Linked DNA regions of Homo sapiens: region 2 is linked to region 1. A link is a loop called in an ENCODE intact Hi-C map of the cell type or tissue named here. Cell type or tissue: mammary epithelial cell. All regions are shown on one strand. Links, peaks and the distances in the headings refer to the core of each region. The heading gives the core; the rest is flanking DNA.

Evidence for each region. Peaks named below come from ENCODE experiments on the same cell type or tissue, not always from the same donor. Only the 100,000 strongest peaks of a DNase experiment are listed, where the experiment ranks them.
Region 2: a loop joins it to region 1, with 2.4 times the contacts of the local background. A loop is called at or near these places in 4 of 110 quality-filtered maps.

Annotation. Positions count from the first base shown.
Region 1 is chr7:2,814,177-2,825,447 of GRCh38, forward strand. The region is part of intron 1 of GNA12 (G protein subunit alpha 12); the gene reads right to left. Among named protein-coding and RNA genes, the nearest start is that of GNA12, 24 kb to the right of the region's middle. RefSeq lists enhancers at 6,831-7,520, 7,521-8,210, 10,285-10,927. In mammary epithelial cell, for the core only: a CTCF peak has its summit at 7,403; DNase peaks (open chromatin) are centred at 5,285, 6,575, 7,285 and 7,835; H3K27ac peaks cover 4,373 bases.
Region 2 is chr7:2,866,820-2,882,848 of GRCh38, forward strand. No RefSeq gene overlaps it. Among named protein-coding and RNA genes, the nearest start is that of GNA12, 31 kb to the left of the region's middle. RefSeq lists silencers at 2,627-2,831, 3,779-3,998 and enhancers at 4,805-5,456, 7,288-7,868. In mammary epithelial cell, for the core only: no CTCF peak of the experiment used is centred there; DNase peaks (open chromatin) are centred at 6,972, 7,512 and 9,362; H3K27ac peaks cover 1,685 bases.

The sequences.
Region 1 (11,271 bases), core at 3,272-11,271:
AATCACGTGAGTGAAATTCTCCATCATAAATCTCCTTTTATACATCTATGTATCCTGTTGGCTGTGCTTCTTTGGAGAATCCTGACTGAGATCAGGGAGATCTGTGGCCGAGGAGTTGAACGGAGTGAGACTCACCCTGGACCCAGGGTGTGCAATGAGTAGGTGCTCAAAACGGCAGCACTTTCGGTTTCCATCTGGTGTGCTTCCCGAACCCTGCAAGTCAACATTTAAGAATTCCTATAATCTGAATTAAAGACAATTAGAGACATCAGAATAAAGCCCTGCTCAAGCTTCTCCAAGCTCACAAATAAAATCAAAGACACAAACCAAGACTTTGAGGAAATTTCTTCTGCACCCATGAAGTCTTTACTGGGAAGGCCTTCTCAGTGCGGCCTTACTGGACCATCCTATTTAAAGCCGCAACTCCCACCAAAAAATTCCTTATTTCCTTTTCCTGCCTTTTTTTTTTTTTTTTCGTGGCATAGAATCTCAGAGCTGGAAGGAGCTCTAAAAGGCTGGACCAGTCACCGTCCAGATGTGAACTCCTTGCATATAACGGCCTTCCACAGAAGTTTATCAGCCTGTCCAACACACATCCTAGAAAGGGTTCCCTGACCTGCCCCGCACTGCTCCCAAGCACCCTTCCTGTGCTCCCGACAGCACCGGGTGTGCACTGCTCCCCTCCACAGCACTCACTCACACGACTGCCAGGCATCCTTGCTAGGCACGGCCTGGGAAACATTCTCCGTTTCATTTCAAATGCCTACAATACAGTAGGCGCTCTGCACTCGGCATGGCTGACAAGGACGTCACTGTATCCAGGTCTAATCTCGCCCCTTCCACCCAATCCAGTCCCCTGTCAAAGCCACCAAGCGCCGCCACTGTGGCAGGCTCCGAGGACACAACAGAGAACCAGACAGACAAGGCCTTGCCCGCATGAGGCTTCCAAGCTCACTGGAGAAGGAGCAATACAAAAAGCAAGTGGACAGGAACATCGGCGAGGTGCCTGCGGTCCGGCACTGTGAGTGTGCTCTCAAGGAGGAAGCCAGTCAGCGGACCTACAGTCAAGGAGGCTGCTTAAATGAGGGCTGTTGGGGAAGGCGGCTCAGGAGGAGGCATTTACAAGACCTTAAGGAGGGGCCGGCTGCGCAGCAGGGGCAGGAGGAGCTTTCCTGGTGGAAGGAATCTCACGCACGAAGACCCTGAGCTTCGCATTTTTGAAACACTAAAGAAAACATGAGGGAGGCTGGAGCGTGTAGGAGAGATGACTCAGCGCAGGTTGGAGTGCAGGGCTATATTGGCGGCCCAGGCTCCACACTGCAGGCAGCCATATGCCTCTGCCAACCACCCCAGGGCCAAGCACTGGACAACCAGGGACCACCCTGATAGCACAGAGGCTGGGGAAATTACTCAAACCAGCCAATCCTAAACCGCGGATGCTGCCTTGCCCATTTCTTTTCAGAAACCACAATCGAGGCTCTTGCCCACAAGTACCCCTCCGCCTCCTGACCCAGCGTGGTGCTCCCTGGAGCCTGGTGCTCCCCGTGTGGCCCCGTGTGCTGTGCCTCCTGTTTCTACAAATCTGTGAGCACAAGCTCCTTCCTCACAACAGTCCCGTCTGTGTCTTAGCACACCTGATGACGTCCAATCCCAGAGACATTTCCCATCACTCCTCTGCTCCTCTCCATCTACACAAACACTGAATTTTTCATTCATCTGAAAATAAGGGAGATAGTTTTTGAGTTCATTTAATAGCCTTGCTGAGACTTTCCATGAGAAGCAATGGTTGACAGCCCCTGGCAAAGCTGGGCCTGCGTGGAACTGACCCAGCAACTCTGCGTCTAAGTACACATCCCGGAGAGACCCTGGCCGCCGCGCACGGAGGCGTGGACACGGACACACAGTGCAGCACTGTTGGTCGCAGGGAAAACGGTAAACAACCTGAATACGCATTCACAGGGAACGGATCAGCAATTATGGTAAGTAATGTGACGGTGGAAAGAAGTAAACCAGATCTTCACGCACCCCCATGGACAGCACGCACATGTGCTGCTCACCAAATCCTTTTTTTTTGAGATAGTCTTGATCTCGCCGCCCAGGCTGGAGTGCAATGGCACGGTCTTGGCTCACTGCGACCACCACCTCCCTAGTTCAAGCGATTCTTCTGCCTCAGCCTCCCAAGTAGCTGGGATTACAGGTGCCTGCCACTATGCCCAGCTAATTTTTGTATTTTTTAGTAGAGATGGGTTTCACCATGTTGACCAGGCTGGTCTCAAACTCCTGACCTCAGGTGATCCACCTGTCTTGGCCTCCCAAAGTGCTGGGATTACAGGCGTGAGCCACTGCTCCCAGCCTAGCAAATCCATTTTTTAAATGATATATTCAAAATAATGCCATTTCCATAAATTCTTAAAAACAAGTAATATACATATTGATTATGGACTCAAAACATGTACAGAACACAAATTGAATAATTATCCAGCTCATGCCAGGGTTTCCTCGGTGGGAAGGGCAGTAGCAGCAGTGACAGTGAGAATGATATTGAAGCTAACATTCACTGAACACCTACTCTGTCCAGGCACAGGTCTAGCACACATTAACTCATTCAATTCTTAAGAGCGGCCAGGAGACATCCATGATTACTGTCCCCATTTCACAGATGAGAAAACTCAGGCTAGAGAAATGATCAGGAATGTGCAATGCACTCCGGTGACTTCTTACCGCCTCCTCTGCTCCCATCAAGTCAGTCTGGGTCTCTGCTGCTCTTCACTGATGCCCCTGCTCTCATTCTTGCCCACTTCCACCTCCTACCCCTGGAGGAGGTCTACACTCCCCACTTAACAAACAATGACCCTTTTAAAAACACAGTTGGGTCAGTTCAACTCTCTACTTAAACTTTCCAATGGCTTCCCATCATACTCCACTTTATTTTTATTTATTTATTTTTGAGACAGAGTCTCGCTCTATTGCCCAGGCTGTAGCGCAATGGCGCGACCTCGGCTCACCGCAACCTCCACCTCCAGGGTTCAAGCGATTCTCCTGTCTCAGCCTCCTGATAGCTGAAATTACAGGCACGCGCCACCATGCCCAGCTCATTTTTTGTATTTTTAGTAGAAACGGGGTTTCACCACATTGGCCAGGCTGGTCTCGAACTCCTGACTTCAGGTGATTCCTCCCACCCCTGCCTCGGCCTCCCAAAGTGCTGGGATTACAGGCATGAGCCACCACACCCGGCCCATACTCCACTTTAAATGAGAATCCTTACACAGCCTGCAAGACTGTATATCCTCCCTTACCCCAGCCACCCCATGTCCACCTGCTCTCTCGCCCTCACTCACTCTGCTCTGCCCACACCAGCCCCTCAGCTCTCTCTGTGGAGACATTATATATTTCTTCACTTACTCATTATTTGTCCCTAACCTGCCCATTACGCAGACAACATGGACTCTGACTTTTGGCCACTGCTGTTATTCCCAATGCTGAAAACAGCCCCTGGCACTCAGATGTTTGTGGAACAAATGAATGAATGCAGCTGATCCAAGGTCACTCAGGATTCTGGTCTAAGCAGTTTGGTTCCAGTATTAGGACTGGGGAGGAGAACGGAACATAGAAGAAACATCTAAAGTTATGACAAATGTTGTCATCTATTAATTGTGAATAAGGAATTCTTTGTTAATTATCATCTCCTCCTTCCATTCCTCCTTCCCTCCCTTTAGTTTTATTTTTAAGTCTCCATAAGTACACTACACATGAATTATTAGTTCCAAATGTATTAGAACACCTGCTTTCATAGTTAGGAAACTAAACAAAAAAAGAAGAAAAAGTACTAGCACACTGTAAGATTGCTCTTAATGTTTCAAGTGGGACTGTAGTTCACTATAACGTATTAAAATTAATTCAATGAACACGGAATGACTCCCTACACAGCTAACAGGCATGTCAGGGTTTTGTAGGTTCTGGGGGGAGTCATCATTAAGAACATCAATTATTTACATAATAGTGTAATTCTGCCATTAAAAAACTGGCCATCTGACATAGAACAAAGTTTGTTTACCACATCAGTACTGACATCTGGGGGCTGGGGAATTCTGTTTTGGAGCGCCTCACACACTGCAGGACAGTCAGCAGCATCTCCAACCATCAGATGCCGGCGGCACCCATCAGTGTCACAACCAAACACGCCTGCAGACGCTGCCAAATGTCCCCCTGGGGAGCATAGTCTCTCCAACGGAGAACCACTGATTAGAGGCTAGACAAACTACAGCTTGTAATAAAGAAAATACAACTTATAATAAAGAACAGGAAGCCTGGTGCGGTGGCTCATGCCTGTAATCCCAGCACTTTGGGAGGCCAAGGCACACAGATTGCCTGAGGTCAGGAGTTCGAGACCAGCCTGGGCAACATGGTGAAACCCCGACTCTAATAAAAATACAAACAATATTTGGGCATGGTGGCGTAGCCCTGTAGTCCCAGCTCCTCAAGTGGCTGAGGCATGAGAATTGCCTGAGCCCAGGAGGTGGAGGTTGCAGTGAGCCGAGATCGCGCCACTACACTCCAGCGTGGGTGACAGAGACCCTAACTTGAAAAAAAAAAAAAAAAGCAAAGGACAAACGAACAAGGGAGGGAGGCGACTCAAAGTGGCCTCTCCCACAGGTTTCGCTTGCCGTTTTCACTTACTCTCTCTGACCAGCCTCACAACCCTTTCATGGTCCCCTGTAACTAGAAGGCTGTAAGGCAGGCCACAAGCCCGTGGCACGGGCAGAATTCTAAAGATGGCCGGGGGTATTCATCAATTGGGAACCTAGGTGAAAGGTCTTTGCAGAGGTAATTAAGGCTACCAATCAGCTGAGCTTAAAATAGGGCGATTATTCTGGATTACCCTGCGAGCCTGATGGAGTCACCAGTCCTTACAAGCAGATGTGGAAGGTGGAAAAGTCTGGCAGGTTCCTTGTGAGCCGCTCGCTGCTGGTTCTGAGTTGCAGGGGCTGCAAGCAAGACTGGAGGGAGGCCTCCAGGAGCCGAGGGAGGTCAGAAAAGAAACCGGACCTCAGTCCTACAGCTGCAAGGACCTGAACCCTTGCCACAACCTGAATGAACTTGGATGCCGATGCATTCCCAGAGCCTCCAAAAAGGAACACAGTCCGGCTGGAACCTTCCTGTTAGTCTCATGACACTCAGGGCAACCAACTGAGCCACACTGTGCCCAGACCTCTGACCCAAGCAACTAGGAGCTAACAAATAAATGTTTTAAGTCCCGAAGCCTGTGGTAATTTGTTACAGTGGCAACAGAAAACCAAAACAGCTGTGGAGGTGTATGTGACTCATTACTGAAAGGTGAGTTTATAAGTGAGAAACACAATAACCAAAAGCAGTCCCCTTAAGAAATTCCCTAGTCTGCATAAAAGACAAATAATCCAAATTAAAAAAATGGGCAAAGGATCTGTATAGCCATATCTCCAAAGAAGATACGCAAATGGCCCATAAGCACATGAAAAGATGCTATACCTCATTCACCATCGAGGAAAGGCAAACCGAAAACGGGATGGCTGGAATTCAAAGGACAGATAAACACAAGCACGGTTAGACCCCAAAGACGTTATATTGGTGGGAACAGAAATGTTGCGGCCAATTCAGAAACACTCGGGTAGCTCGTCAAAATGTTAAACATAAAGCAACCATTTGACTCAGCAATTCCACTCCTAGGAATACACCCAAGAGAAAACATGTTCACACCAAAACCCGCACATGGATGTTTATAGCAACATCATTCATAACACACAAAAGATGGAAAGAACCTAGATGCCACTGACTGAGGCACGGATAAACAAAACGGGGCGTAGCAAAAGGGAATGCTATTCGGCCGCTTAGAGGGATGACGATGCCACGCTACAGCATGGATGAACTTTGAAGAAACGATGCTAAGAAGTCCGTCGCAGAAGACAACATACTGTATGATTCCATTTACATAAAATGTTCAGAAAAGGCAAATCAACAGCGTCGAGAGAAATCCACGGTGTCGAAAGTGGGCTGGTGGCCGCCCGGGGCTGGGGCTGGGGCAGGAGGAAAATGTGCAGTGGCTGCAGGGTTTCTTTCTGGGGTGATGAAAATGTTTTAAAAATTGACTGTGGTGATGGCTGCACAGCTCTGTAAATAGACTGAAGTCCACTGAATTGTAGGCTTTAAATGAGGGCATGGTATGATATGTGAGTTATAGCTCAATAAAGCTTTTTTTTTTTTTTTTTTAAGCTGAGGCCAGGCATGGTGGCTCATGCCTGTAATCCCAGCACTTTGGGAGGCTGAGGTGAGAGGATCGCTTGAAACTAGCCCAGGAGACATGCAAAACCTATCGCTACAAAAAAATAAAAAATAAAATTAAAAAAGCTAAAAAATTGAAAAAGAAAGTCCCAAGCGCTGTAAAGCACAGAGCACGGAAGTGACACACAGTGTGGCAGCTGCTTGTTGTCCAGACCTGCCCCACCGGCCAGTCACCAGCTCCTGACTCACTGACCACCCTGGCCTCTGCCCTGTAATCTTCCAAAGAGGAAACTCCAACTGTGTCTTTTAAAACTTTTTACTTTAGAGACAGGATCTCACTCTGTCACCCAGGCTGGAATGCAGTGGTGCAATCACAGCTCTCTGCAGCTTTCAAGCTCCTGGACTCAAGCCATCCTCTTGCCTCAGACTCCCATGTAGCTGGGATTACAGGCATGCACCACCATGGCCAGCTAATTTCTAAAAATTTCTGATAGAGATGGGATCTCACTATGTTGCTCAGGCTGGTCTTGAACTGCTGACTTCAAGAAACCTCCTGCCTTGGACTCCCAAAGTGCCAGGATTACAGGCGTGAGCCACCGCGCCCGGCCTACATCCATGTTTTCATCAACATGGACAAAACTCCACAGGAATCACTCCCATTTCACAAAAATGTTGTCTAGGTGAAAGATGCCAATCAATTATTCTCTGGTTAATGTTCTGCTTATTCTTGGCTTAAGAATTTTTGTGATGACGCTTAGATTACAGATGTTCTGCAAGACAGGCTGAGAAACAGAATCATTCCAATCACTCCTGCTGTATCCTGAGGGGAGACTCTCCGCCTGTTCAACACAGGGACACGCTGCCTCCCGTGGCAAGGTGACTGTCTTGCTGCTGACTCGGGCAAAAAGACCATGAGAATGAATTCACCAACCAGGGTTCCCTTCCCTCGTAAATACTGTGAGAAAATGGATGTCAGTCTCCAGCTGACCGCAGAGAAATCACGGCCAGGTGTTGGCACTTACAGAGAAGAATGAATACAGAACTGCTTTAATCATCCACTCAGGAAACTCCCCAATTGTATCAATGACTCTATATAAGGAAGCGAGGCTTGCAACTCCAAACGAACTCACTGGGTGGCCCCAAGCAAAACAATTCACCCCAAACGGTGTGCCCTATGGACAAGAGAAACTCCTGCAGTTATTCTATTTTCTCAGCTCCCTGCTCCTCGTTTTCCTCCACCTTAGCAAGACAGTGATGAACAATGCTAGGTAAGCTCTTTCCCTTCCTGTGGCAAGTCTAGTAGCAAAGGGCTAGTTGCCAGGAAACATGAGGTTACACCATATTCCTGCTTAGTGGAATCCTGACCTTCATGTTACTAAAACATGAAAAATACTTTGTTTACAAGATCATCAATATTAAAATTTGGCTTTCAAGTTCCCTAAGACCTTTTTCCTGTATTTATTACAAGAATTTATTTATGCATCCAACAAATACTCAAATGCCTACTATGTGCTGCCATGGTGCCAGGCCCTAGGGACACAGGGGAATCAGACCAGGCCCTCGCATGCCCGCCCAGGCTGACATTCCAGGATGTGATGACTAGAACTATGTAAAATGTGATATACACATCAACAAGGGTGATTCAGATTACCACCAACATTTCTTAACAAACCTAGCTAAAAAACGTTAGAATGTGCTTAGCCTTCCCATTCTCTTTTAACTTTTTATCTAAACCTACAAATTCTGAAGCTTCTGTGGGAAGCTATGCCTCCTCCGAGATGTTGTTCTTCGTACGTTTTCAACCATACAGCGGCAGCGACTGGAGTGGTTGTTTTGCATGTCAGGCTTCACTGGGCAATTTCTTCAGAATTCAGAGATCTACCTACTGGAACTAGCATCTGTAGACAGTCCAGTAACTAAGAGTGGTAGTTCTGAGTTAGGTGGGCCTGAGACCTGGCACACTCTTAACCTCCCCAATCTAAGACATATCTTATGGAAGTCCCCTTCTCAAACCCTGATAAAGATTGAAGGGCCAAGCGTGGTGGCTCTCGCCTGTAATCCCAGCACTTTGGGAGGCCAAGGTGGGAGGGCTGCTTGAGCCCAAGAGCGTGAGATCAGCCTCAATCAACAAAAAGAAAAAGGACTGCAAGCCCAGGGCAGGAGGACTGCTTGAGCCCAGGAGTTTGAGACCAGGCTGGGCAACATAGTGAGTCCTTGTTTCTACAGAAAAATTAGCCAGGCGTGGTGGTGCGTGCCTGTGGTCCCAGCTACACAGGAGGCTGAACTGAGAGGATCACTTGAGTCCAGAAAGTAAAGGCTGCAGCGAGCTATGATCGCCCCACTGCACTCCAGCCTGGGCGACAGAGTAAGACTCCGTTTCCAAAAGAAAAGAAAGATTTAAAGACAATGACTTGGAAAGGAGTTGAAGGAGATAAACACTCAACCCCCTCAGTCCCTAAGAGAGTCTGCTCAGCCCCCTCCTAGATGTGATAAAAAGGTGCTCCCTAGATTCACTATCAGTCCTCTGCCCATTCCCTGGCCTCCCATTACTGGAATTCAACATGGTTTAGGAGATTAAAGACACTGAGTCTTTCAGGGACATTACAGTTACCAACCACTCTGATGGCCTTGAAGAAAGTAACTTTAATTCTCAGTAACTATTTGTATATTATTTGTAACTAAAAACGTGGGGTCCGAGGCATCATCTATGGCAGGCTTTGTTGGAGGGCCTTTTCCAGGCTTCCTGGTGTAGTCCAGAGACGGCCCCATACCCTGAAGAACCCTTCTGTCTGCTTCATCCAGCATACACACAAACCCAAGGGACCCCGCCTTCCCCAGCTCTACAGAGACAAGAGGGAACTATTTATATAAAAAGGCTACTTATCTGACTGAAGGCTGATAGCAGTAAGGGCAAAAGCGTGTTCTGACACTCCAACTTCAACCGCAGCCCCAATTCAGGACTTTGACGGCATATGCAGGAGGAGTGCTTGGGGAAGGTAACAGGAACAGAGGGCATAAGGAAGAACAAATGAGAACCTTCAAGAATTAGACAATCATTCTTTGGTCTTTCAAGCATGCTAATAATAACCCTCTGCAGATTTAGAAAAATAAAACTGTTCGGGAAGAGGCCAGTCGTTGCTTAAAAGAATTAGAACAATTCGTTCAATAAGCACTTAGGAAGTGTCTGTTACAAGCTGGAATACAGGAAAAATAAAAATGCAATACTCAATGTCAAAGGATCTTTCATTCTAGTTGGCTAGGCAAGCTAAAAAAAAAATTAAAAATTAAAAAAGCATGTTGCAGACATAATAAAGCACAAACTACCTACTAATATCTATAAAACCCAATGCAAATGAGTAAACTTCATAGAATAAAGATCATGCAGTAAAATTACTTAGAGAAAGAAGCAATGTCTTTTCTAAGACTCTTTTTCCCATGAAAATAATGCGCATTCTAGAAAACAGAGATAAGGGCAATAAAAATAAATCCCCTTTAATTAGAGAGAAACGCTCATTACATGTTAGTGTCATTACCATATGCCACCACCATTCTTTTTGCTCACATTCAAAACATGGTTCCTAAAAGATAGTTGACTCCTTTTCCAGTTGAACAGATCACACCCATGTCTGCCTGTCTCAAAAATGGTATTTTCAACATCAACACTTTCACAACATTTCTAGGATCTGACCGCTTCCCAGCATCTCCACTCCTAACACGCTGGTCCCACAGATCAGGATGACAGCCTCTCACTGCCCCCACGTCCACCTGGTCTCCCTCAGTGAGGGTGGCCAGGGCAACCCCGTGAATGTCCAAGTCAGATCCTGCCACTCCTCTGCAGAAATCCTCAGGGACAAAGAGCCCCTCACACACAGAGTTAAGGCCCGCGTCTTCCCAGTGGCCTGCACCCGCCTCTGCCCATCCAGGGGTCTCCTCCCTCACTACACAGCCATCACACTGGCTCCTCTGGGTCTGCGGAGGCCTCTGCACTTGGGGTGCTCTCCCCATCACCTCTGCAGGCGGCTCCCTGCCACCCCTGACATGGACACGCTCTCGCCCTGCTTTCTCCTGCCCCCAGCACTTGTTGCTTTCTAACATTTCATAAGACGTGCCTGTTTACCCTGTGGATCGTCTGTTTCCCACACTAGAATGTAAGCTCTACATGGCAAGCATTTGTTTCCAATGATGTATCCCGGGCACTTGATATACAGAAGGTGCTCGATAAATATCAGCTGATTCACCGACTTATTAAAAGCTGTGTAGTGCCCATCACACACCACAGTTCAATCAGTCAGCCCCAACAGGTGGCGATTAGGTCATTCCAGGATTTTAACAATGCAAATCAAACCGCAATAAAAAAATCCCTGCTGCTCAAAGCGTAGCTGAGGGCCGGTGGCAGCACAGCCATCACCTAGGAGCTCACAGACCTCCCAGGCCTACTGAATAGAATCTGCATTTGAACAGCATGGCCAGGTGACCACAGGCACAGGAAGTCCAAGAACCACTTTCCGACTAAAGACAAGGGAGGAGGCCCCTCTCCCTCAGGCCCCGTGAGGGTGAGGTCTGCACCTGCGGGTGGACAGACACCTGGCTTGCCTCCTCCTAGATCTCGCTCTGGGTAGTACCCAAGACTCCATGACCATCTCTAAACATCAGACTGCCACCAAAAGACAGGTTACAACAATTTACATCCTAAATCCAGGCACCCAACAGGAAACAAGCAGGACACTCAAATTAGGAACTAATCACAAAGGTGTGGGGGAAGCCCGAGAAACAAGACAGAAGGAATCCTGGGGCGTGGGAGGGGAGAAGAAATACTGAACCTCACTCTCTCCCCTCCCTCCCTCCGAGCTCTTGCCAGGACTTCCCACTGGCCAACCAGAAGCCAGAAAGCACAACACTCGCTGCTACAATCTATACAGGTCACCCCAAGAGCAGAGAGCTGACAGAAGCAGGAGAGAGGGCGGGAAGGGGCGGACAGAAGCTTCCCAGCATGTGCGCCCCCAGCAGTGTATGAAG
Region 2 (16,029 bases), core at 4,266-12,265, 54 kb after region 1:
TGCCTTCTGTGTTAGTGAGATGTGCCCTTCCCTGGGTGGAAGGTTGACTTCCCATTCCCTGGGTTGGCTTCCCATTTCCCTGGGTGCCATCTGTGCCAGTTTGTTCTTGCATTGCTATAAAGGAGTACCTGAGACTGGGTAATTGATAAAGAAAAGGGGTTTAATTGGCTCACAGTTCTGCAGGCTGTATAGGAAGTGCGGTGCTGCCTTCTGCTTCTAGTGAGGTCTCCGGAAGCTTCCAATCATGGCGGAAGGTACAGGCGGCAGGAGTGAGAGAGAGAAGGGGGAGGCCCCAGACTCTTAAACGACCAGAGCTCTTAAACCCAGATTCTTAAACAACCAGATCTCATGTAAACTGAGCAAAAACTCACTCATCACCAAGCGAATGTGGCTAAGCCACTCGTGAGGGGTCTGCCTGCCGTGATCCAACACCTCCCACCAGGCCCTGCCTCCAACACTGGGGATCACATTCCAACATGAGATTTGGAGGGACACACATCCAAACCATATCACCACCTATCTCCAGGTATCCAGCACATGTGGGCTTCCTCCTCCCCTGCAGCCTGGGGGTGGGGTACTACATTTTCCTTTATAACATAGTGGTCACAATTTTGCGTTCTTTTCTTCCTGTTAAATGCCTCTCTCTCTCTCTCTCTCTCTCTCTATATATATATATATATAGATAGATAGATAGATAGATATTTTTTTTTTTAGATGGAGTCTCGCTCTGTTGCCCAGGTTGGAGTACAGTGGTGTGATCTCAGCTCACTGCAATCTTCGCCTCCCGGGTTCAAGCAATTCTCCTGCCTCAGCCTCCCAAGTAGCTGGGATTACAGGCAAGCACCACCATGCACAGCTAATTTTTGTATTTTTAGTAGAGACGGGGTTTCACCATGTTGGCCAGGCTGGTTTCAAACTCCTGAGCTTAGGTGATCCACTTGCGTCAGACTCCCAAAGTGCTGGGATTAAAGGTGTGAGCCACTGTGCCCAGCCTATAAATATTCATATATATACACACACACACACACACACACACACATATATATGTATATACATGTAAAATTTTTTTTTTGAGACAGAATCTTGCTCTGTTGCCCAGGCTGGAGTGCAGTGGTGCAATCCCAGCTAACTGCTTTCTGTGTTCAAGCGATTCTCCCGCCTCAGCCTCCTGAATAGCTAGGATTACAGGCATGTGCCACCATACCATGCTAATTTTTGTATTTTTAGTAGAGGAGGGGTTTTGCCATGTGGGCCAGGCTGGTCTGGAACAGTTGACTTCAGGCGATCCACCTGCCTTGGCCTCCCACAGTGCTGAGATTACAGGTGTGAGCCACTGCGACCAGCCTAATTTTTGTATTTTCAGCAGAGACAGGGTTTCACCATATTGGCCAGGCTTGTCTCAAACTCCTAACCTCAAGTGATCTGCCCGCCTTGGCCTCCCAAAATGCTGGGATTACAGGTGTGAGCCACTGTGCTGGCCTATTTATATTTTTAATTAAAAAAATTTTTTTGAAACAGGATCTCACTCTGTCATCCAGGGTGGAGTACAGTGGCGCAGTCACAGCTCACTGCAGCCTCTACCTCCTGGGCTCAAGTGATCCACCCACCTCAGCCTCCCAAGTGGCTGGGACTACAGGTGTTCACCACCACACCTGGCTAATTTTATTTTGACTTTTGTAGAGATGGGGGTCTCACTTTGTTGCCCAGGTTGATCTTGAACTCCTGGGCTCAAGTGATCCTCCTGCCTTGGCTTCTCAAACTGTTGGGATTACAGGTGTGAGCCACTGTGCCCAGCTATTTATATTACTTTAAATGGACAAATAGCAATTGATATGTTTATCATGTACAACACAATGTTTTGAAATACGCATACCTTGTAGAATGGTTCAATCAAGCAAATTAACATATGCATTCCTCCCATGCTTATTATTTTTTGTAGTGAGAACACTTAAAATCTGTCTACATGGTGAAACCTCATCTCTATTAAAAATAAAATACTCGATTGCATTTTCAAAATACAAGATGTCTCGATTTAAATAAGGGTTAAATCTTGTTTTCTCCACCTTATTTCCTAGTTCGCTAGCAAATGCTGCATTTGTTAATTAATTTAGGGCAATTCTTTCTTTCTGTAATTGACAAATAATAATTACGTCTATTTAAGGGGCACCGTGTGATGCTTCGATCCATGTATACGTCGTAGAATGATTAAACGCAGCGAATTAACATATCATAACCCTTAAAGCAGAGGCTTCCAGTTTCCTCTAGGGGATTCCCCATGTTCCATTCCAGTTCTGGTGGGGCCTTTCCAAGCCATACACAAACACATACACACGCGGATGTACCCCATGGAGTCACATACGAACGCACGTACACCACAGCCACGCATAGTCACAGGAGCATTGCAGGCACGCACGTGCACACACCCACCCACACACCCACCCACACACCCACCCAGGGGCATGGTCCTGTAACCCGGACCTCTTCACATCTTTGGCAACAGTAACGTGGCCCAAGGGGTAGGCCTATGTATTAGTCTGTTTTCACCCTGCTATAAAGAACTGCCTGAGACTGGGTGATTTATAAAGGAAAAGAGGTTGAATTGACTCACAGTTCAGCATGGCTGGGAGGCCTCAAGAAACTTACAATCATGATGGAAGGTGAAGAGGAAGCAAGGACCTTCTTCATAAAGTGGCAGGAGGGTGAAGTGCTGAGTGAAGCGGGAAGAGCCCCTTGTAAAACCATCAGATCTCCTGAAAACTCAGCCACTCTCACGAGAACAGCTTGGGGGAAATCTATCCCCGTGACTCAATGACCTCCACTTGGTCTCTCCCATGACTCAGTGGAGATTATGGGGATTACAGTTCAAGATGAGATTTGGGGCCGGGTGCGGTGGTTCACACCTGTAATCCCAGCACTTTGGGAGGCCGAAGTGGGCAGATCACTTGAGGTCAGGAGTTCGAGACCAGCCTGGCCAACATGGCGAAACCTTGTCTCTACTAAAAATACAAAAATTAGCCAGAAGTGATGGTGCGTGCCTGTAGTCCCAGCTACGTGGGAGGCTGTGGCAGGAGAATCGCTTGAACCCGAGAGGCAGAGGCTGCAGTGAGCCGAGATCACACCAGCCTGGGTGACAGAGCCAGACTCAGTCTCAAAGGAAAAAAAAAAAAGATGAGATTTGGGTGAGGCGCAAAGCCTCACCATATCAGTCTCCACCCAGGAGAGTCCACCCTGCCTGGAGGAGAAAGAGGGCGCTGGGCTGTGGTGGCCCCGTGTGTCCCAGTGGAGGGGTCTGTCTGCCATGGGCAGGAGTGCGCCCCCCCTGCACAGAGGGCTACAGCTCAGAGGCGAGGCGGGGATCGGACCTAGTGAGAGCTGAGCGCCTGGTCTGGGCCCTGTTGGGCTTGGTGAGCCACTCTGTGGCTTTTAGTGATACCTGAGCCAGCAGACCTTACCTCTGTGCGCCAGGGGTGCTTTGTGGGGTCCGATGCTGTTCACACCCTGCGTCCTCCCGTCCTGTCCGGGTCCCCCTTTCCCACGTGCACAAGGAGTGGCTGACGGTCTCCCAGGACTCCCCCACCACCCCCTACACACTCCACTTCAACTCTGCAAAGGCAGCACCCTTCCCTGGAGTGTGAGACCCTCCCTGCCTGCCCCTCTCTGCCTGAGCAGGACAGGAAGCTATTGAGCCCCTGTGAAGCTCTAGGCCAGGTGCCTGGAGTCAGCGATGAGTAAGAGGAGGCAGGGCCTGCAGCCCTCGGAGGCCCAGGACTTTAGGGAACTCATTAGAGAGACTCATTTCGTTACCTGTGTCACTTTGGTCATCTGGGAGGCAGACGTCAAGACAGAAGAAATGAGCAAGAGATTGATGAAACGCAATGCCCAAGCAGGATACAGGGAGAGGATGCAGGGTGGGCGGGGACCAACTTCCAACCGTGACGCAGGGCTTGTGTTTGCCAGAGGAGAAGAGGAAGGAAGGAGGGTTAAGTGGGAGGAGCCCCAGGCTGCAGTGCAGCTGTGAGAAAGTCCTCTCCAGGCCCACGGGGAGCTCTAGCAAGGTCCCGGGTGGGGCAGGAGCTGCCAGGCCCCAGGTGCTACTGCATTCCTGTGGAGGGTGACTCTGGGAGGGAAAGCAGAGCCGTGCACCTCCAGGGCCACCCCGACGGTGACACAAAGGCTGATGTGACACATGCATCAAAGCACTGACCAAATGCCGGGGCCGGTGGCTCACGCCTGTAATTCCAACACTTTGGGAGGCTGAGGCGGGTGGATCACCTGAGGTCAGGAGTTTGAGACCAGCGTGGCCAACATGGTGAAACCCCATCTCTACTAAAAATACACAAATTAGCAGGGCGTGGTGGTGCCTGCCTGCAGCCCCAGCCACGGGGAAGGCTGAGGCAGGAGGATCGCTTGGACCTGGGAGGCGGAGGTTGCAGTGAGATGAGATCGCACCACTGCACTCCATCCTAGGCAATGGACCGACCAAGGGACTGGGGTCAGGGAGCACCGACCAAGGGACTGGGGTCAGGGAGGCTTCCTGGAGAGGGCTGACACCTGAGACATTTCCAGTGTAAAGGAGATGGGGGCTGAGTGTCAGAGGCCAGGGCTTATGCAGGGCCCCGAGGTGGATCATCTCTCTGGGACTGGATGAGGACAGCATCACAGGCGCAAGTTGAGGGCAGGACTCATGGCTTGCGGGCGCAGTGAACGTGACATGGGCCAGGCTTGCAGAGCCCGAGGGTTGTATTTGGGACTCTGGTCCTGTGTCCCAGCCCACTTTGATTCCAGTGGGCAGACCAGCTCAACCCAAACCCCTGCCACTGGCTGAACGCTCCCTGGGGCCCTGGGTCTACCACCTGCCTTGGGAATGCTGCCTGAGCTCTCTCTCTCTGGCATTCTGACCACTCCTGCCAGATACAGCTCGATCTGTGCCTTTGTTCTAGCACTGATTTTTGTTCCTGCATGGAGAGCAGGCTTGCCTGTCTCCACAGTTAGGCTGGGGCCATGGTGGGAGGGGATCTGCTTATTCATTGCCTGATTATTCATTTTGAGGTCTGGTAGAGTGGGATTCTCAGGGAATGGGTGCCTGCCCCAGGATGAGGTTCAAGAACCTTCTCTCCAGTGCAAGGTTTGGAGAAGGTCCAGGTGAGCAGGGGTCTGGGGTCTGAGTCCAGAGTGACCCTAAGCCAGCAGCATCCCCCAAGAGCTTATTAGAAACACAGATACTCAGGCCTCAAGCCCAGACCTGTAGAATCAAAATATACCTGGAGGTAGAGTCCAAGAATCCGCATGTTATGAACTTTCCTGATGATTCTTACACCCATCCAAGTTTGAGAAACACCAGTGGTCCAAGTTTGAGAAACACCAGTGGTCCAAGTTTGAGAAACACCACCGGTCTAGTGCAATCTCCTCACTCCACATGGGGTGGCGGTACTTGGGCTGAGGCTCACTCTGAGTCCCACACCCAGACGGTGGCTGAATGCAGACAGAGAGCACATCAGGCCTCTGGGCTGTGAGGAACACAGCCAGAGACTTCAGTAAAAAACGCATCTGGGGGACTAAACCTATGATTTGTGCAAAAACACCTGGGTGATTTTCATCATGAAATAGAGCTCATCCTTCTGGAAAAACAATCCACCCATCTGTTCGCAGTCAGAGGAGGATGTTCACGTAACACCAGATGCCGTGTTGGGTGCCATGGTAACAGCACGCTTCCGGCAAGATGGTCCTGCCCTGCACACAAATCCTGAAACAGACAAAAAATAATTTAAAAAAAAGCCATGTAAGTTGCCCATGCTCAGGCCTTGTTCTTGCTCTCCCCAGGATGTGTCCTTCCTCTCCTGTTTGTCAGACTCCTACTCACCCTTTGAAACCCAGCCCAGATGTTCCTTCCTTCCCATTTGCATGCATCAACTTCCTCACCCCATCCTTTTTTTTTTCTTTCTTTTTTGAGATGTTGTTTCGCTCTTGTTGCCCAGGCTGGAGTACAATGGCGCGATCTCGGCTCACTGCAACCTCTGCCTCCTGGGTTCAAGCAATTCTCCTGCCTCAGCCTCCCAAGTAGCTGGGATTACAGGCATGTGCCACCACGCCCGGGTAATTTTGTATTTTTATTAGAGTTGGGGTTTCACCATGTTGGTCAGGCTGGTCTCGAGCTCCTGACCTCAGATGATCCACCTACCTCGGCCTCCCAAAGTGCTGGGATTACAGGCGTGGGCCACCGCGCCCGGCCCACCCCATCCTTAAGTGTTCAGGACACTTGGCCTGTACCTTTGCTCTGGTGCTTATTTTTGTTTCTGCATGGAGGGCAGGCTCACCTGTCTCCCCAGTTAGGCTCTGGCCATGGCGAGAAGAGGTCTGATTATTCATCGCCTGATTATTCATTGTGAGGTCCAGTATAGCAAGGTTCTGAGGATATGTCAGCAGGGACTGAGGCTGAGAGACGCTGATCACAGTTCCGTCAGGGATGACCTCCTCTGTCCTGGCAAGAGGCCAGACTGGAGCGACACTTCAGTAGAGAGAAGCCAGGGCTTTCTTCCCGCAAAGTCAATGATGTCTGGTCTCAACTGTCGGAAACTCGGTCAGCAAGTTTATGCTGTGATGAGAACTGGAGCACCAAACTCTGTGATGTGCATATGTTGTGGGCAGTGGCGGGTGCTGTTATCATTCATGACTGTTCCCTTCCCTGCACCTCGAGTTTGGGCTTTGCTGAGAGATTGCTTTGGGCAGTGGGCTGTTGAGGGGGATGTAGCAGGAGCAGAGGCTTGACACGCACTTCTTAATGGGGCTTGCCTTCTTGCCCACCTCTTTTTCGCCATGAGAAGAACAGCCCTGGGCTAGCCTGCCAGGCCACAGGGCTGAGCCTCACCTGCAGTTTGGAGCCAAGCCCAGGGAGTCCAGTCTAAGTCATCAGGATGCAAGAAATACATACTGTTTTCTGCAGCTGAGGTTTTCGCGGCTGTTATGCAGCCAAAGCTGACTCATGTACAGGATCTAGACTGGCCTATGGAATTAGAAAATCCTTTCTGTTGTTTTCCTGTTTGCTCCTCCTGGCTTTAGCCACAGCCCTCTGATTTGCATATGGCCCAGGAGTCTCCTGGGAAGAAATTTAAACCCCATGTCCAACATGGTTTTAAACATGTGCAGATTGTCAGATGCGGTGGAGAGGTACGGGCCATGGAAGACAAGTGTAGGGAGGAGAAAAAAATCCCTCCACAACAACAACAACAAAAAAGAACTCACCATAACTAAGAGAAGAGTTGGGCATCATGGGAAAACTCAGGAAGAGCCTGCGGGAGATGAAACAATGTTTTTCATAATGACGGTAGATTGAAGTAGATTTTATTCTCCTCCATCCTTGCTTTATCTACTCTGTTCTGTGTGGGGGTAACATACAGGTCCTTTTGCTTTCTTCGGGGATGATACAGCCACCTGGCCAAAACTGATCAAACCCCTGCTTCTGTGGGAGGAAGACCCCCAAGAACCATCAGAGACCAAAGGCAGGTGGATGAGAATGTTGGGTGGGGACTTGGGAGGCCCCAAATGGTGATGTGTTGATGAGGGCAACCTGCCTGCCAGTCATCCTTTAGGGACTCAGAGGACCACAGGAGAAGGGAGGGTCAAAGTCACTTGGCTGTGTGAGCTTTTGATGCAAGCTTTCCTGGGCAGGCTGTCAACACAACTGCATATCTGTTCAGGCCACAACACTTTCATTCACAGTGACCATTTGTTTTGTTTTGTTTTGTGTTTTGCTTTTTGAGAAAGTCTCATTCTGACACCCAGGCTGGAGTGCAGTGGCACCATCGTGGCTCACTGCAGCCTCAAACTCCTGGGGCTCAAGTGATCCTCCTGCCTCAGCTTCCTGAGTAGCTGGGACCACAAGCTCACACCAGCAGCCCTGTCTAACTTTTAAATTTTTGTAGAGATGGGGTCTCCCTGTGTTGCCCAGCTGGTCTCAAACTCCTGGCCTCAAGTGATCCTCCCACTTTGGCCTCCCAAAGTGCTGGATTACAGGCGTGAGCCACTGCACCCGCCGACACAGCAACCTTCTCCTGTTGGAGTCCTTAATGTCCCACTTACAGATGATGAGGCAGGGGTGGGGTGTGGTGTGGGATTTGCCCACGGTACCACACCTGGGCATGGTGAGGCTGGACCTGGAGCAGGACTTTCAGATTGTGAGTCCAATGTGCTCCTTGACTCTCAGACAAGGACACAGGTTCAGGTGGTTTATTTGGGAGGTGACCCCAGGAACACCATAAAGACGTGAGAGCTGAGACAGGGCGGGAGGAAGGCTATTAAGGGTAAGACATGGAAGGCATGTGAACTTCCTTTTACTGCTGTAACAAATCACAACGGAGTGACTGAAAACAACCATAGTTTGTTTTCTTACTTTTCTAAAGGCCAGAAGCCCAAATTCAAGGTGTCTGCAGGCCCTTGTCCTCCTGGAAGCTCTAGGGGGATCCGTCCTGTCTCTTCCTGCTTCTGGAAGCTCCCAGCATTCCTTGGTTTGTGAATGCCTCGCTCCAATCTCTGCCCCCGTCATCACGCGACCTTCTTCCCCATGCATGGGTGCGACTGTGTCTTCACAGGATGTTCTCTCTGTGTGTCTGGGTCTAAATTTTCATCTTCATCTTCTTTTTTTTGAGACACAGTCTTACTCTGTCACCCAGGCTGGAGTGCAGTGATGCAATCTCGGCTGACCTCCCAGGATCACCTCCACCTCCCAGGATCAAGCGATTCTCCTGCCTCAGCCTCCTGAGTAGCTGGGATTACAAGCATGTGCCACCATGTCTGGCTAATTTTTATATTTTTAGTAGAGACAGGGTTTCACCATGTTGGTCAGGCTGGTCTCAAACTCCTGGCCTCAAGTGATCCGCCTGCCTCGGCCTCCCAAAGTGCTGGGATTACAGGCGTGAGCCACTGTGCCCGGTCAAGTTCCTTCTTCTGATAAGGACTCCATTCACCGGGCTAGGGCCCTTCCTACTCCAGTGTATCCTCATCTAACTAATTACATCTGCAATGATGCTATTTCCAAATAAAGTGATGTTTGCAGTTACCAATGGTTAGGACTTGCGCATATCTTTTGGGGAATATAATTCAACTCACAAGAGAAGGTTGTAGCTGCAGGCACTTGGGGCTCAGTCTTGGTGGCACCCCTCCCTCCAAGAGGCTGTGTGGAATGTGCTTGAGAATTGCCCCCGTGAGGCGTGAGGAGCTGCGGCATTGACCCGCCCCCTCCTGCCTGGAGGTGTCTCGGAGCCCTGGGATTTTCCTCCCAATGTGGCATTCACAGGCATCACATCACTATCTGGCCATCAGCCACGGTGGGAGTATTGACACCACAGACATCAGCGGATGTTACAAATCAGGCTTCTTTTTCCCCGTGAATCAGCCTCCTGTACCACTCCGGCCCCTCCCTGGTGCAGGAGCAGTGCAGTGAGCTGATTCATGCGGAGAAAGATTGGTCTGGCCTGCCCCGTGAACGGTCTGTGTGTGGTCCTGGCCTGAGGACACCCCAGCGGGCTCATGTGGGGACTGCCTGCAGGTAACCTCTAGACTTGGCTGAGCACCAAGAGTGTTGGCCATAGGGGACCAGGCAGGTGGACGCCTGGGGGCAGCTGCTGGCTTCCCAGCGGGGCGCTGCCTGAGGCCCGGTTTGCCCAGAGAAGTGAGCAGCCAGCTGTGGCCCGGCAGAGTCCCAGGCCGTGCTGACAGGTGTGGCCAAAGGGCAAAGGGTGTTATTATAAAAGAGAATTTACGGCAGCGGCAGCTTGGGCTGGCTGAGCCCACGGGCAGCAGGAGGATGGAGTGGGGCTGGCAGGATGCTGGCAGGATGAAGGATCTGCATTTCATTGAGACAGTGGGTTGGAGTCCACGCGGCTGAGATTAAATAGCCCGTCCCCGGAATGCAGAGAGCCAGAGATAAATCAGACTTTACTGCAAGTGGGGTGGCAGGGAGTTAATTAGGAAAGAGAAAAAAAAATACATTTCAACTCACAAAGAAGCCCAGTGAGCCAGCAGAGAATAGCCCGGCCCCTCCAGGGGTCACTTTGGGGAGGGGCTGGCATCCCTGGTCCCACCAAAGGGCACACAGGACTGGGAAGGATGTCACCTTGGAAGTGTCAGGGCCCAGTGCAAGAGGGTGAGAATGCTGGCTGCCCCGTGGAGCTGTGCCCGGGCTGTGCCCCGGCTGGTCTTGGCCTGGGCCCTGCCAGTGAGGTGAGCTGGGTCCTGAACTTCCAGGTTGGGGACCAGGTCCTGGAATTGCATCCTGGTGCAGGAGCAGGCATCGCAGGTCACATTCAATGAGTGCTCAGAAATACTCACGGAGGACCGGGCGCGGTGGCTCACGCCTGTAATCCCAGCACTATGGGAAGTTGAGGTGAGTGGATCACTTGAGGTCAGGAGTTCCAGACCAGCCTGGCCAACATGGTGAAACCCCATCTCTACCAAAACCAGAAAAATTAGCTGGGTGTGGTGGTGGGCACCTGTAATCCCACCTACTTGGGAGGCTGAGTGGGGAGGATTGCTTGAGTCCAGGAGGCAGAGGTTGCAGTGAGCCAAGTCATACCACTGCACTCCAGCATGGGAGACAGAGCGAGACTCCATCTCAATAATAACAATAAAAAAAAAAAGAAATACTCACGGAGGGAGCCCTTTACCCTAAGCCCCCCAGGTTCACCTCTTGCCATGCCCCACCCAGCCAATTGACCCCCAGCACCTTCCTTTTTCGTCTCCTCTCTGCCTCTTGCCTTTACTTGCGAGGGGACCCCTGTATGAACATCTGCCTCACTTTCTCCCAGCCATCGTTCAAAGTCCAGTTCTATTTATTTTCTTTCTTTTTTATTTTCTTACAAGACAGGGTCTTGCTCTGTTGCCCAGGCTAGAGTGCAGTGGTGCAATCATAGCTCATTGTAGCCTGGAATTCCTGAGCTCAAGTGATCCTCCCACCTCAGCCTCTTGAGTAGCTGGGACTACAGGCACGTGCCACCATGTCCGCCCGCATAATCTTTTTTTTTCTTTCTTTTTTTTTGAGACAGAGTTTTGCTCTGTTGCCCAGGCTGGAGTGCAGTGGCACGATCTCGGCTCACTGCAGCCTCTGCCTCCCAGGTTCAAGCGATTATCCTGCCTCAGCCTCCCAAGTAGCTGGGATTACAGGAGCATGCTACCACACCTGGCTAATTTTTTTGTATTTTTAGTAGAGACAGGAATTCACCATGTTGGCCAAGCTGGTGTCGAACTCCTGACCTCAAGTGATCCACCTGCCTGGGCCTCCCAAAGTGCTAGGATTACAGGCGTGAACCACCATGCCCAGTCCCGGCTAACGTTTTCGTATTTTTGTAGAGATGGGGTTTCACCATGTTGCCCAGGCTTGTCTCAAACTCCTGGCCTCAGGCGATCCTCCTGCCTCGGCCTCCCGAAGTGCTGGGATTACTGATGTGAACCACTGCACCCGAACTCTATTTCCAACTTTTATTTAATTCATGCATTCATTCCACATCACTTACTGAACTCCTACTCTCTGCTGGGCCCTGCTGGAGGATCTATACCCAAGACCAGCCTCTGCTCTTCATGAATTTACAGCTTAGTGCTGTCCAGGGTAGGGGTACAGATGTGTGAACAGGTGGTCCTAGGATGAGTGGGGGATGTTGTTCATGGAGGAAGTACGGGGTTTTGGGCACCAGAAGATGGTGATCTGGCCTTTTTTTGTGGTGGGGGTGGGTGCAGTAAAAAATGTTCTGAAGTCAAAGTTGCTTAGAACATCAAGGCACACAGCCTGGCTGTGGGTCCCTGCAATGCCCTGGGGCAGCTGTCCTTCGTTTTTTTCCTTTTTTTCTTTTTTTCTTTTTTTTGTTGAGACGGAGTCTCACTCTTGTCACCTAGGCTGGAGTGCAATGGTGCAATCTTGGTTCACTGCAACCTCTATCTCCCAGGTTTAAGCTTCTCCTGCCTCAGCCTCCTGAGTAGCTGGGATTACAGGCGCCCATTACCATGCCTGGCTAATTTTTGTACTTTTAGTAGAGATGGGGTTTTACCATGTTGGCCAGGCTGGTCTCGAACTCCTGACCTCAGGTGATCTGCCCGCCTCGGCCTCCGGAAGTGCTGGGATTACAAGCATGAGTCACCGCACCCGGCCGGTCCATTGCTTTTTAGTGCCCCCTCTTGATGTGGACCGGTCTGTGAAAGAGGAGCCAGCACTAGAGGGTCCCTCGTGGCCAATTCCACCTTGATCTGGGAAGCAACACAGGCTGCAGCTGGCCTCTTCAAAGGGGCAGGAAGTGTAAGCTGCCTGTGTTTCCGGGAGCGGGGCCCCTAGTTAGATGTGCACGGGCAAACGCTACCATGGCTGAGTTTGAAAGGAGTAGGAACTGGCCTGACATGGGAGAGGGGTGGCCCATCAGAGGCAGGGAAGCAGGGTAGCAGAGTGCTCATTGTCACTGGAATGTGTGTGTGTGTGTGGACGCACGTGTGCATCCGTGTGACTTGAGTGTGTTTGCACATGTATATGTGTGGCTGTGTGCATGCCAGAGTGAAGCACAGGTGTGTAGTCCATGGATATGTGTGTCATGGGAGTGTGCATGTATCTGTGCCTGACTCGAGTGCATTTGCACGTGCATGTGTGTGTGAACGTGTGTGTGCATGTGGACATATGTGACCATGTGCATGTGTGCATGCCTGTGAGCAGCACATATGTGTATATGCACGTGTGTGTGAAAGTGCATGTGTGTATCTGTGCATAACTCGAGTGCATTTGCACATGCACATGTGTGTATGTCTGTGCATATGGGCATATGTGGTGTGTGCATGTGTTCATGCCTGTGTGCAGCACTTATGTGTATATGAACATATGTGTGAGTGTGCGTGTGTGTATCTGTGCATGACTGGAGTGCATTTGCATGTGCACGCGCATGTGTGTGAATGTGTATGTGCATGTGGACATATGTGACCATGTGCATGTATGCATGCCTGTGTGCAGCACACAAGTCTAATTGTACATGTCTATGTGTGCCTGTGAGTGTGCATGTATCTGTGCATGACTTGAGTGCATTTGCATGTGCATATGTATGTGTGTGTGCCTATGGGCATATGTGGTATGTGCATGTGTTCATGCTTGTGTGTAGCACATATGTGTATATGAACATGTGTGTGCGTGCATGAGTGTATCTGTGCATGAGTGCATTTGCACGTGCATGTGTGTGAATGTGTGTGTGCATGTGGACATATGTGGCCATGTGCATGTGTGCATGCCTGTGTGCAGCACACAAGTCTACTTGTGCATGTCTATGTGTGTCTGTGAGTGTGCATGTGTGTATCTGTGCATGACAAGTGCATTTGCACAAGTGCACGTTTGCGTGCATGTGCGTGTGCGTATGTGTGTCTCTGTGTGAATGTGTGCATACATGTGGGCATATGCATGTGTGCAGCACATGTGTATTTGTACATGTACACGTGTGAACATGTGTGCATGCATGCATTCGTGTGTGTGTGTGTGTAGGGATAAGGTGGTAAAGCCAGCACGGGAAGCAGAGACCAGACTGTGCAGAGTGTTGGAAACCGGGCTACAGAGGGCAGATTCTGCCAGAAGGCAGCAGGGAGCCCTGGACATTTCCTGTCCATATTTGCATATAGAAAGACCCCTCTGGGAACAGAGAGGAGAGTGGGTTAGAGGGAACCAGAGTGGACAGGAGACCCTGGCTGTATCCAGTGGGAGGTGATGGTGGCCTGGAATTGGGGGCAGGGCGATGATGGAGAGAAAGGGGCTGTGAGATGCGTCCAGGCAGGAGGCTGGCCAGGGTCCTCCCCCAAGTGGCCCCCGCCCCTCAGTTTCTCCAGCTGGGCCTCTGCCCAGGCTGGCATAAGCCTGCCCTGGGTCCCCCTCGGACTCTCCCACACACGTTGATCCTGCTTCTCTTCCGAGCCCATGAGGCAGGGATGGTGTCTGAAAATTGCTTGTAGCCCTCGGGGATACAAAAGAGGCAAAAATCGATACCAGCACGCAAAAAAGAAAAATGCTAAATGGAAGGGAACCGCCTTCTGTTGATGCTTATGGGGGGGCAGATGCTTGGTTCAGCCCCATTTCACAGAGGCTGCGGGCAGCAGTGGAGGCCCAGCCCCACCAGCCGGAGCCAGAAACAGCTCAGGATCCAAAGCATCTCTGAAAGAGGGTGGGAGGTGCTGCCTTGGGGCTGCACTTGGGACAAGTCCCAGCTTCTCCTGGCCTTGCCCTCCTCTCCACCCCGAAGCCCCTCCCACAAGGCTGCCGAGGAGGTCAGAGATTGGGGAGTCCGGGCTGGCTGCCCCAGCCAGTGGGAGGTCAGATCCTGCATGAAGCTGGGAGTGGCGGGCAGACAGCCCACCCTCCTACCCGCAGACCAGAGGTAAACATCTGATGCCCAGACGGAGGTGCAGAAACTTCTAGATGCAGCCAGCTGCTCTGCAGTGGGGAGAAATATAGATCTTGAAAAAAAAATCCTATGGTTCCCAGAGGTAACAGCGTGGATGCCACATTTGCAGGCGTTTCTGTGCACACGCAGCCTGCGCAGTTACCATCTGAGCTTCCCACGCGGACCGCCCATACTGTTACCCTCAGCTGCCTCCTCGCGCCAGTGCCTCCTGAACATGTCGGGATCCATGGGGGCTGCTTTGCTGTTTTTCACCAGCCCAGAATTCCCTGGGTCCCATATCCAGCTGCTCTGTGGCCTATTGGTGGTCATTTGTCCTTTTTTTCTTTTCTTTTTCTTTTTCTTGAGATGGAGTTTTACTCTGTTGCCCAGGCTGGAGTGCAGTGGCGCGATCTTGGCTCATTGCAAACTCCACCTTCCAGATTCAAGCGATTCTCCTGCCTCAGCCTCCCAAATAGGTAGCTGAGGCTCGCCACCACGCCCAGATAATTTTTGTATTTTGAGTAGGGACAGGGTTTCCCCATATTGGCCGGGCTGGTCTCGAACTTCTAACCTCAGGTGATCCGCCTATCTCGGCCTCCCAAAGTGTTGGGATTACAGGCGTGAGCCACCAGGCCCCCTTTTTTTTTTTTTTTTTTTTTTTTTCTGATGTTGGGCTATTTTAAGCCACGCTGCAGGGGGTACCCATGGGCACCATCGGTGTGTCCTGTGGGGAGTATTTCTAGGTGCAGAGTGTTAGAGTCACTCACTGGGTCCTGAGATGACCACTCCGTGCCTCAGTTTGCTGATCTGTGAGATGGATTCTAGCCCTTCCTCCTTTATAGGATTAAAGGAGGGAGAGTGCGAGATGTGGGATGAGTTCTCTGATTTCCATGTCCCGCCTGGGTGTGGGTGGCTCAGGGCATGGGCCCAGAACCCGGCCTCTGCACCCCAGCCTGGCCAACCAGAGGACAATGCCCGGCTTGGGAGAACAACCGGCCCTTGCTGTCAAGGCGTGAGGATTAGATGCAGAATAATGCAGTCCCCGATCAAACCTGCAGCTGTAACTCAGGCCCCAGACGCTGCCAGTGCCATAAATTTGGGGGGAAAGTGCAGCTCTAGCAGTTTGCGAACAAGAGCGGGGGAGGCTGAGTGAATTACAGCCCAGAGGAAGCGAAGGCCCCCTGCCTGGCATTGTTAGCCCCAGCCAGGGACTGATTGCTCACTGCCTTTAATGAAATTGAATTTTAATTTATATCCCAACCCAAGGTGGGGGACAAGGGTGTGCCCGGGCAGAGGTGGGCTCAGCCCCAGGATGGGGGCTCCTTCTGCAAGAGGAGCTTGCAGCCAAGTCCTACAGGAGAAAAAGATGGGCGCCCGGGGAGCTTCTCCAGCCCAAAGTTTCGAGGTCCTGCCAGTGCGGGCTCTGGGCAGGGTGCGGCCCCCGTTTGGCAATTCCTGCCTTGCTTAGGTGCAAGCCCCTAGAGGGCTCAGCGAAGGGGAGTCCCCGTCTCTTCCTTGTGAGAACTGGGAGCTCTGCCAGGTTGCAGGGGGAAGCCTGGGGAGAGGGGGAGCGTAATGATTTGTGGGGTTCGTTGGGAGCCCCCAGCTCCTTCACCTCTCCAAGGTTCCCAGATGACACATGATAACC